Regions from separate parts of the Homo sapiens genome. Here region 2 is linked to region 1. The links are chromatin contacts, found by Hi-C in ENCODE. All regions are on one chromosome and are shown on one strand. Each heading gives the region's core, a stretch centred on a gene start or an enhancer-like site at or near the end of the contact. The rest is flanking DNA. Distances are from core to core; before and after follow the strand shown.

Region 1 (4,547 bases), core at 1,782-4,281:
GTCTTCCCAGCCCATACTAATGGGCCTATCACTGAGTAAAATTCTCATTAATCACTTGTTGGATGAATGAATGGCTTGCAAAGGAAGTGAATTGCAGGAAGGTGACTACCACCCAAAAGTTGACTTGTACCATGACACTGACATGAGAGAGTTTGCCCGAAGGAGTGCTTAGCCAGCCAGGATTGGAACATCATTGAGGTGCCAAACTCCATGGTTCCAGAGATTAAACAGCTCTGTGCTTCATATCACCATCTTTCCTGGAATAAGAATTATCCACCCCAGTTGTTAGATTCTGGCACAACAAGTAGGGTGAATTGTGGCAGCTGGATCAACAGGTGACAGACAAACTAGGCCAAATGAGATATCACTTCTGGTCCATAAAATAGAGAGATGCTTTTGAATATTCGATATTTCACCCAGCTCACTACCTTCCACGACTGCTCTCATGTAGGAGCCAAGAGTGTACATTGTATATTATAGAAAATATTCCCCTATTATAAGAGGGAATACTCACTATTGATTAATCCACTTACCAAATTTTTGTTGAGTGCCTGCTATGTGCCAAGCATTGTATTGCTGCTGGAGTACACAGGTGGACAAACCAGACGTGGTTCTTGCCCTTAAGAAGCTCAGCCTTTGGCTGGGTGCGATGGCTCGTGCCTGTAATCCCAACACTTTGGGAAGCCAAGGCGGGTGGATCACATAAGGCCAGGAGCTTGAGACCAGCCTGGCCAACATACTGAAACCCCATCTCTACTGAAAAATACAAAAATTAACCAGGCGTGGTGGCACACTCCTGTAATCCCAGATATTCGAGAGGCTGAGGCATGAGAATCACTTGAACCAAGGAGGTAGAGGTTGCAATGAGCTGAGATTGCGCCACTGCACTCCAACCTGGGCAACAGAGTGAGACTCTGTCTCAAGAAAAAAAAAAAAAAAGTTCAGCCTTTAATGGAAGAGTCAGACAAATAAACAAAATACATAAAATAATTATGTTTTATGTGGCCAGTTATGAAAAATAAACTAGATATTGAGGTAAGGATGAAATGGAAGTACATAGGGGGTGAGAAATAACTGTCAGGAGGAAGGAAAAGGCCTGGGATGAGTAAAGGGGAAGAACATTTTAGAGGAAAAAAACTCATGTTAAAGACCTCAGGCCTAAAATAAATTGGTGTTTTAGAGGCTAGAGAACAATGCCCATGAGTCTATAGCAGAGTGAGTGAGGGGGTGAGTGTGTCCTAACTGGCAGAAGTCCTCTAAGGATTTTTGGATCTATTGTCAAGGACAGTATATCAAATGGTAGATGTTGACTGTTTGCAGAGCGCTCAGGAAGCTTTACATCATTATCCACAGCAAGAGGTCTGAGCTTGAGTGTGGTCCTCCCACTGCACATGTAATCTCAGATACTACATGTTCTACCTTGCTGAGTAATAGTAAGTAGAATGGAATGTTGGACTTTATCTAAAATGTGGGAGTAAAACAAGTACATGTGAAACTGCAGAGCTTATCATTCTGGTCCAGGTATCATGAGGAAAGGAGAAAACCATGGTTGGGAGCGGCCATCCACACCCAACTAGTATTTGGAACTGGAGGCTACAGAGAATTCTGCTACTGAGGTCTACAATGTTATTTGCCCTTTCTGCTCCTTGATCTTTCACTGCATAAACCATCTGGGAAGTGTCCTTTATGGTTGTCATTAAAATGCTGCCAGATTCCAGTATTGAGACCATAGGGAATGCAGTAGTGTGCGTGTGTGTGTTTGTGAGTGTGTATGTGTGTGTGCCATCCATGTGTGGGTAGATGAGATGCTGATGGGAACCGGATATACTAATGTATTCAGGGGTTCTTAACTAGGTGTCCAATGTAAACTTGGTTGAGAAAAAAATTATACCTTCCTTTTCATTATCCTCTCCAACTGAAATTTAACATTTCAATGATATATTTAAGTAACAAACCACAGTATTTTTTGCAGTACTTGTCACTTTGTCATCAATAGAATCACAGATATTTTCATGTCACATTATAGTTGTTCCAAGTATCTCAAAATATTACTTATGCTTACCACTACTTCAAAATTATGGTAGTTATCGGCTGGATGCGGTGGCTCACGTCTGTAATCCCAGCACTTTGGGAGGCCGAGGCGGGTGGCTCATGAGGTCAGGAGATTGAGACCATCCTGGCTATGGTGATACCCCGTCTCTACTAAAAATACAAAAAATTAGCTCGGCGTGGTGGCGGGGCCTGTTGTCCCAGCTACTTGGGAGGCTGAGGCAGGAGAATGGCATGAACCTGGGTGGTGGAGCTTGCAGTGAGCCGAGATTGTGCCACTGTACTCCAGCCTGGGCAACAGAGCGAGACTCTGTCTCAAAAAAAAAAAATTATGGTAGTTATCATACCATAGCTAGATTTAATATGTTAATGAAGCATATTTATTACTATATCATGAACATTTGTTTTTAAAAAAATATTTGAAAACTACATTTCAAAACTTTCAGTTTTCTTTGCAATCCAATGTATTTTATTTTATGCATTTCAAAACATGATTGTGAGAAGGGGTCTTTAGGCTTCCAGACCACCAAAGGGGTCCCTGACACAAAAAAGGTTAAGAGCTGTCAGACTTATTGGACATAGTCTTGCCAGGTGGATGTAAGAGGAATGTTGGGGACAAAATGCCCGCATATCCACTTTCATATGAGACTTTTTTTGCATACTGACTGAGTAGAAAAAGGGAAAAGGCAATAAGTACTTAACCTCATGCTTGCACAGAAACACATACATAACTTTGTCCAGCTTGTAGACTGAATTTCTGAGAAATAAAAAGACAGTAATAGATCTAGAGAGCTTAGAGAGAGATCTGCGAGAACAAACCCACAATCTTGGGTACATATTGTGCATTTCCATAAACCTTCCCTAAGTAGAGATCTGGGAAAAGAATGGACATAATTTTCTCGAAACTCTGACCTCTAGGACCTGGAGAAAGTCCATTCAGCCAGCCAGAGCCCTCCCTATTCCCTTGGGCGGTAGCCTCAGAGTCCTCTGGGACAACATCTGCAAGCGGAATGCAAATCACTAGCCTGTCTGCCACCCCTCATTGCTCAGCACCTTATGGTTGCTATTTTTAGGAAGTCCGAATTTCTCAATAGAGACACAGCATCACCAGCAAGCCCTGAGAAGTTAGCCTTGTTTCCCAAATGTCTGAGGGTGGACCCAGAGTAAACACTCCACCTTCACTCCCTTCTGCTGAAATTAAAATGCTTCTATTTCTGCAGCTTGAAGGGAGGAAAGAGAGAGGGAAGAAGAAATGTTTGTTCATTTCTTCAGGTATTTTAGAAATTGAACTTGCAAGCAGGGTCTGTCTCCAGTTAATCAAATAAAAATTCTTCTTAGTATCACAAGACAATTTAAAACTAGAAAAACTCAGAAACTGCATCTGACAAAGGTCTAATGCCCAGAATCTATAAGGAACTTAAATAATTCAACAAGCAAAAAAGAAACAACCCCATTACAAATTGGGCAAAGGACAGAGACTTCTCAAAAGAAGACGTACATGCAGCAAACAAGCATATAAAAAATCCTCAACATCCCTAATCATCAGAGAAATGCAAATCAAACCACTATGAGATGCCATCTCACATCAGTCAAAATGGCTATTATTAACAAGTCAAAAAATAACAGATGTTGGCAAAGTGGCAGAGAAAAGGGAACACATACACTGGTGGCAAATGAGGCCATTCACTCACCCCCATCCTCCACTTCCCACCCTCCACCACACAAACCGAACGATGGTTTCTGATAATGCCCCTTTCACTCATTCACACAGTCTGGCGGAAGCTCATTCTGAAGTGATGGTTTAATCGCAAAGAGCAAGAAGCCAGAGTCAAAGAATCCATCAGCTTTTCCAAGATTACAATCTTAGACTGGAAGGATTGTGTTTGAATCCTTTTCTGCTACTTACTAGATCTTTCCATCTATCAAATGGAATAATAATAATTACTCCTATACAGTAGTTCTGTGAGATAACATGTGTGAATTGAAAAGTGCCTGATCAACGCTAGTTAATGTATAACTGCTATAACTTCTGTTTTCCTAGACAAGTGTGATAGTCTCAAAGGAAGCTTGCTCCTGTTTAATGAATGCTAAAGTATTATCTGGCGTCCTAGGGCCATTTCTCATTGCCTCGTTTTTTTCTCCTGCAAATTATCCTCTACTGCTTATGTCTTCAGTCTTTCTCCCTCTGCCTCCTGCTGCCACCTGCTCCCACCTTGGGGACCTGCCTCCCTGCAGAAAGCAAGTGTCCTGCTCTGGGCCATGTGGTAGCTTAGTGGTAAAGACTCTCTCCCTGGAGGTGGGACCTGTGGTTTCTGGGCAAGAACTGTGATGGGTGGGTAGGTCTGCCTAATAATTCTGGGGTGCTTGTTGTGACTGCACGGCTCAGCCACGTTCTCGGGTAGCCCTCTATCAGCGATATTTTCCTCTCTGTCTGCCTGACTCCTTTGTCTTTCTTGGTCTGTCTTATAGGATTTAGAACTGAATTAGCAAGTAGGAAG
Region 2 (4,923 bases), core at 1,964-4,463, 2.0 Mb after region 1:
TACGAATTCTAAAGAATTTGGCCAGGCAGCAGGGAGTGTGTTTGGCTGGTGTCATAGGCAGACAGCAGCATGCCCAAAGACAAGAAGGAGGGAGGGTTTGATGCCTTCAGGAACCAAAATAATTGAACATGCCTGAACCCAATTTCTTAACCAGTGAGCATTGTAAGGGTAGACTAAAAGGGGCTGTCCTTGTGACTTGCTGACACAAACCCTTTTCCCGGTGAAGAGGTGCCTGAGCAATACTATTTAATTGTATTTCCTGGCCAGACAACTTCCACCATCTCCTTAGGAGACAGGGTGGTCAGGAAGCAGGAAAGACTAAGATGATGGGGACTCTCTGCTGTCCCCACCTTCCCTGTCCATTGTAGGGTCTCTGCAGCCTCATACCCTATGTCCAGCGACCTCCCCCACCCCGCCGCCAGTGGAATGCCTGAAAGTGGGGTTTGGCCTGGGAAAGTCCAGGTAACACTTCAGATTAAGCTCCTCTTGTCAATTTCCTGCTACACAAGACTTTCTGAATCCAAGTCTCTTTCCTATGAATAGAGGGCGGGAGGCCAGATTGCCCAGTTGGAGGTGTGGCTTCAGCTGGTCTCCGTTGAAGTCTGAAAAGCCAACAAAGCATAGTGAGAATTCTGTGTGGTTCAAGAGGGTGCCTTGTGCTTGTTGAGGAGAGGCCGTTGGCTTGATCACTCACGACACTATTACTGACGTTATTATTTACTGCCTGCCCAACCACAGAAATATTCTGATTCCCCTAAGGAGCCAGTGAGCAGTAATAATTTTCTGTATTGCAACAATCCTCCTAATGACAGAAACAGATCCACCTCCAGGTACGTGGTGGACGAATGGGAGCAGCTGGCTGCTGGCCCCACACTTACCAACCTTGACCACAGGGTCCACCCAGCAACTCCACCTCACCCATGGATCAGGGGGAAAAACAACTCACAGACTGTTCTCCTCTTACCAAGGTTAAAACGCAGCTGGAATTACTTTGGGCAGTTTGTTTTTAAAAATGAGTGTTGCAATTGTAACTGTCTCAATGCAAGCTTCGCTGTAGATGCCCTTCTTAACAATATGCTTTATCTTCTGACTGAGAAAATCACTTGAGATGTTATCATGCACAATCCCACTTGTTCTGCCTCTCCACCCTGGCACCTTCTCCGAACCCAGAGATCCCAGAGGGCCAGCATCTCACCCCATGTAACTCCATGTAATTCTCCCATCTAATTACACCGGCTGAGAGTCTGTCTTAAGAAATTCAGTGGGAGCTCCAGGTGTGGAGGGGATAAAGAAGAGATGGAAATATACCAAGTGAAAACATCAGATTTTTCTAAAAAGGGATTTGTGTATTTTCCTGGAGTCATGAGTCCTATAGAAAAAAATTTATATTCTTTTTGTTTTGTCCTTTTTACTGGCAAGGGATTTAAGCCTTTGGATTAAGAGAAACTCAAAAGATAATTTAATTCCATTCTTATACTTCTGCCTGGATAAATAATTCCAGAAAAAAAAAAAAAAGATATCAGCTGCCCTTGTCTTTCCTTCCAGAAAAGAGCTTCTGTAATCGTCCTTCATTATGGGACATCGTGCCTCACAACTCATCTCAGTTGATTGCAGAGTAGATGGTTGTATTTAATTTACATAATCAAAATTTTTTTCCTAGAAGGAGAATCCCTGAAAAATGTTAGCTGGGTCAAAATAAAATTTTCTAAAAAGAAGAAGGAAAAGGAAAAGGAGAAAGAAATGTGAGTTGGGCTTAGGTTTGGGAGGGCAGCAGAAAAGCATGACTTTTTTTATGCCTCTTTTCGAGCTTTGTAGCCAAGCATCTTGGCAGTCTCTAATATTTTTCTACTTTTTCCCACTGGGGACTCAACTGTATGTTTGTGGGTCACGTGGAGGAACTCTCAAAATTAGACAACAATAGCAAACATTTATTGAACTCTTGCCAGACATCAGGTCCTACCCTAAGTTTTCTATGTTTAACCGCCACAGCTGGTACTGGTACTACTATTATCCCATTTAACAGATGTAGATACTGAGGCCCTGAGAGATCACACAGATAGTAATCGTGGGGCTGGGTTTGAAGCCAGGCAGCCCAAAGCTGCCTTTGTATACCTGTGTCAATCTGCTTGGAGCTGTCATCTGCTGTCCCAGTGCTTAGGTATTTGGGGCCTCTCTGATTTCTTTAGATATCCTTGACAAGCCTTTTCTTTTCCTTTTCTCTTTTTATTCCTTTTCTTTGCCTCTTCCTGCCATGCAGTCACCTCCGGATGCCAGCGGGGCAGTCAAGGAGAGAGATCTCTTTCTGTGTCTTTAAATACAAGCCAGAGGCCTCTCAGTCCATCGTCTCTCTCTGCCTCCCTGTCACCTACCTCCTACTCCCCCAATCCCCCCACAGCCCCGCTCACCATCCTCTTCAAATTCCCTGCCATCCTCACCACCACCTTCACTCTCCATCTGGAGTCCAAAGATGTGAGGGCCAGTAATAGAGTGTCAGCGGAAGTAATTGATTCCTCACACCGAGAGAATTCGCCTGCCTTTAGTGTCAATGGAGCTGAACCAGAGTCTTGGAGGGTGAGCGAGACATGTAAACAGTCCGTGGCCGAGCTGTCAGGACGAAGCCAGACACACCGGAGAGTGAACGAGGGGGGAAATGGTGGAACAAATAATTGTTTTATTGGAAAGGAAAGGAATAAATAATATTTCAGCCCAGGAACTGGCAGTTTGAAAGAGATGGTTGAGAGCTTGGAGCAGAAGGATTCGTGATGCAGGTTTTAATGGAAGAGATTTTCTTTGTCTCAAAGTAGGAGGTTTCGTCCCCACCCGACCCCCCTCTCCCATTATCATCATTATTATCATTAAAATAATTACTGTAACAATTACAGTTGATGAGACCTCAGGTTTATACAGCACCTTTCATCTAAAAGTTCAAAGCGATTTATCTATGTGTCATCTTTTGAGAGTGGTAGGAGGGTAAGAAACTATTATTTTGGGGGGTCATCTGCTGGGAAACTGAGGTCCAAGCAGATACAAGATTTAGTCCAAGCCTCAGGGCAGGCTGCTGGGTTAAATGGTGGGGTACTGAGTTATCTTCTTGGGGGCCTTTTCTGCTGTACTCTTCACTGCCTGGGCCTTTATACACACGTGGCTCTTGAAGCTCATCCCCGGCACTGATGCCTCCTCCCACACTGCCAGGGCCTCCACTGGTCGCTACAATATTGTGGCCAACCAGCCAGAAGCTCTGTGCGCAAAACAAACAGCCTGCTTCTGGCTGTGAGATGAATAAAGATCCTTCAAGGTCTGACTCACACAGCTCCCATCCTGCTTAGAGACTTCCTGTAATCTGGTTCCCTTTCTTGTAGAAGCTCATGTCCTTTCTAAACATCTTTCTTCATGGTCTTATGAGGCTCTAGCCAGGAGCACCCAACATTCCTAAATGCTTGCTTCTTCCACCCCCAACAAACCCCAACCTGTTCTCTCAGAATGGAAAGGGCATTTCTGGGATGGGGAGAGAAGGTGAATGCTTTAACATGCCTCACATGGCCCGGGCTGCCTGTGCAGCATGATGCTTCAGAATGCAGCTGTCGAAAGCATAGTCACAAACGGAAGCGGTTCCAGCTGACTGGCCCCTGAGTGCTAGATTCAGAATCTCCGCCCTGGCGTGGCAGCAGCCCTTTCCTGCTTGGACATTAGTGCAGGCCCATCATTTCCACACCATGGTGTTTTTTGCACAGTAGTGACAAGTTTGCCCCTGGAGCCAGGAGAAGCTCCAAGCTCTGTAATCTGAAGCTCCAAGTAAATGAACTCTAAAAGGGAGGCCCATCACACCTGCCACCTACTCCCAAACTGTCCCCTACTTGGATTTCTGCATGGCACGTTTTTCAGATGAGTTTTGCATCTTCCAAGTTTTGTTAGGGAGGCTGGATGCCAGCAAAGAGGAATAGAAAAATGATATGGAGCCTAAATCCCTGGAAAAACAAAAAGGACTTTTCTGTTGCTGTGGTGGATTCCCTGGTGCCCAGTACACTTCCGTTCCCAGCAGGCTCCCGTTTTTTGGACAGACGGGGAAGTTATGATTTGCCCTCACAATTGGATCCCCTGGGAGCCAGAATTAGTGTGAACACCTATTCCGGAGGGAACTGTTCACCCTGCCGAGTAAAGGGGCACTGCCAGCACACCAGGGGCCCCAGACGCTGTGCTCTGATTGCCCTTCAGTGACCACCCATGCAGGCAGCCCCACCGGGCACAAAGGCATGATTCCTGTTCCCTTTTGTCAAATGAGGCCAACTGAGGCACACAAGCATGATTGATCCAGGCCAGCGTAGGAAAATTTAGTAAGTCCTGGCCCTGCTGGGATTCACCTTTACACCTGCTAGTGCTGCTGCTGCCGCTGAGAAAAACAGAAATGGAAAGAAATTGTGGACTACTCTTCCTTTGCACTCTGGTATCATTCCAGAATGCTACCAAGGGGCCCTTTAAGTTGACTGCAGAGGGTGAGGATTTTATAGACACAGAGCAGACCAACGAAAGACCCAACACTCATGCTGAAAGCAGCCTGCCCCCAAAGCCTTAAACTTCACATTGGCACCGGTTGCCTAGAAAACCATTCCTTACATAAGCAAACATGTTTCATCCAAGTGGCCTCCAGTGTGTGTGCTGGTCCAGAAGCAGAGCAGACCCGTGACCACACGGCCTCAGGAATGCGCCTTGCTGGCCAGCCAGGTCAGCGAGGGAAATGGTATTCACCCAAAGGACCAGTGCAGAAGTTGGGGAGGCTTTGTTGCGTGCCCTTAATTCTCTGAAAGTTCACCTTCAGAGAGACTTATCAGATGCGTTGTCTGGAGTGGCCTCCTTCCTCACGTCAGGAGGCATTCTTGGCAGCCTGCTCCATGAGGAACAATGAGATTGGCGGGGCCCTCACCATCA

What was found. A loop is a pair of places that touch in the nucleus more often than their neighbours do. Pooled maps may share reads with other maps.
Region 2: a map with no recorded cell type shows a loop between it and region 1 (5-fold over the local background). The contact joins two enhancer-like sites. A Hi-C loop is called at or near these places in 2 of 37 single-sample maps with no recorded cell type and 2 of 50 pooled maps.

What each region holds. Positions count from the first base shown.
Region 1 is chr2:203,685,925-203,690,471 of GRCh38, forward strand. No RefSeq gene overlaps it. Among named protein-coding and RNA genes, the nearest start is that of CD28, 18 kb to the right of the region's middle. Within about 2 kb of position 3,032, at least 10 of the 41 ENCODE cell types and tissues checked have a DNase peak (open chromatin) inside an H3K27ac peak, as active enhancers do.
Region 2 is chr2:205,703,683-205,708,605 of GRCh38, forward strand. The region is part of intron 2 of NRP2 (neuropilin 2); the gene reads left to right. Among named protein-coding and RNA genes, the nearest start is that of NRP2, 24 kb to the left of the region's middle. RefSeq lists enhancers at 2,920-3,059, 3,270-3,569, 4,445-4,923. Within about 2 kb of position 3,214, at least 31 of the 41 ENCODE cell types and tissues checked have a DNase peak (open chromatin) inside an H3K27ac peak, as active enhancers do.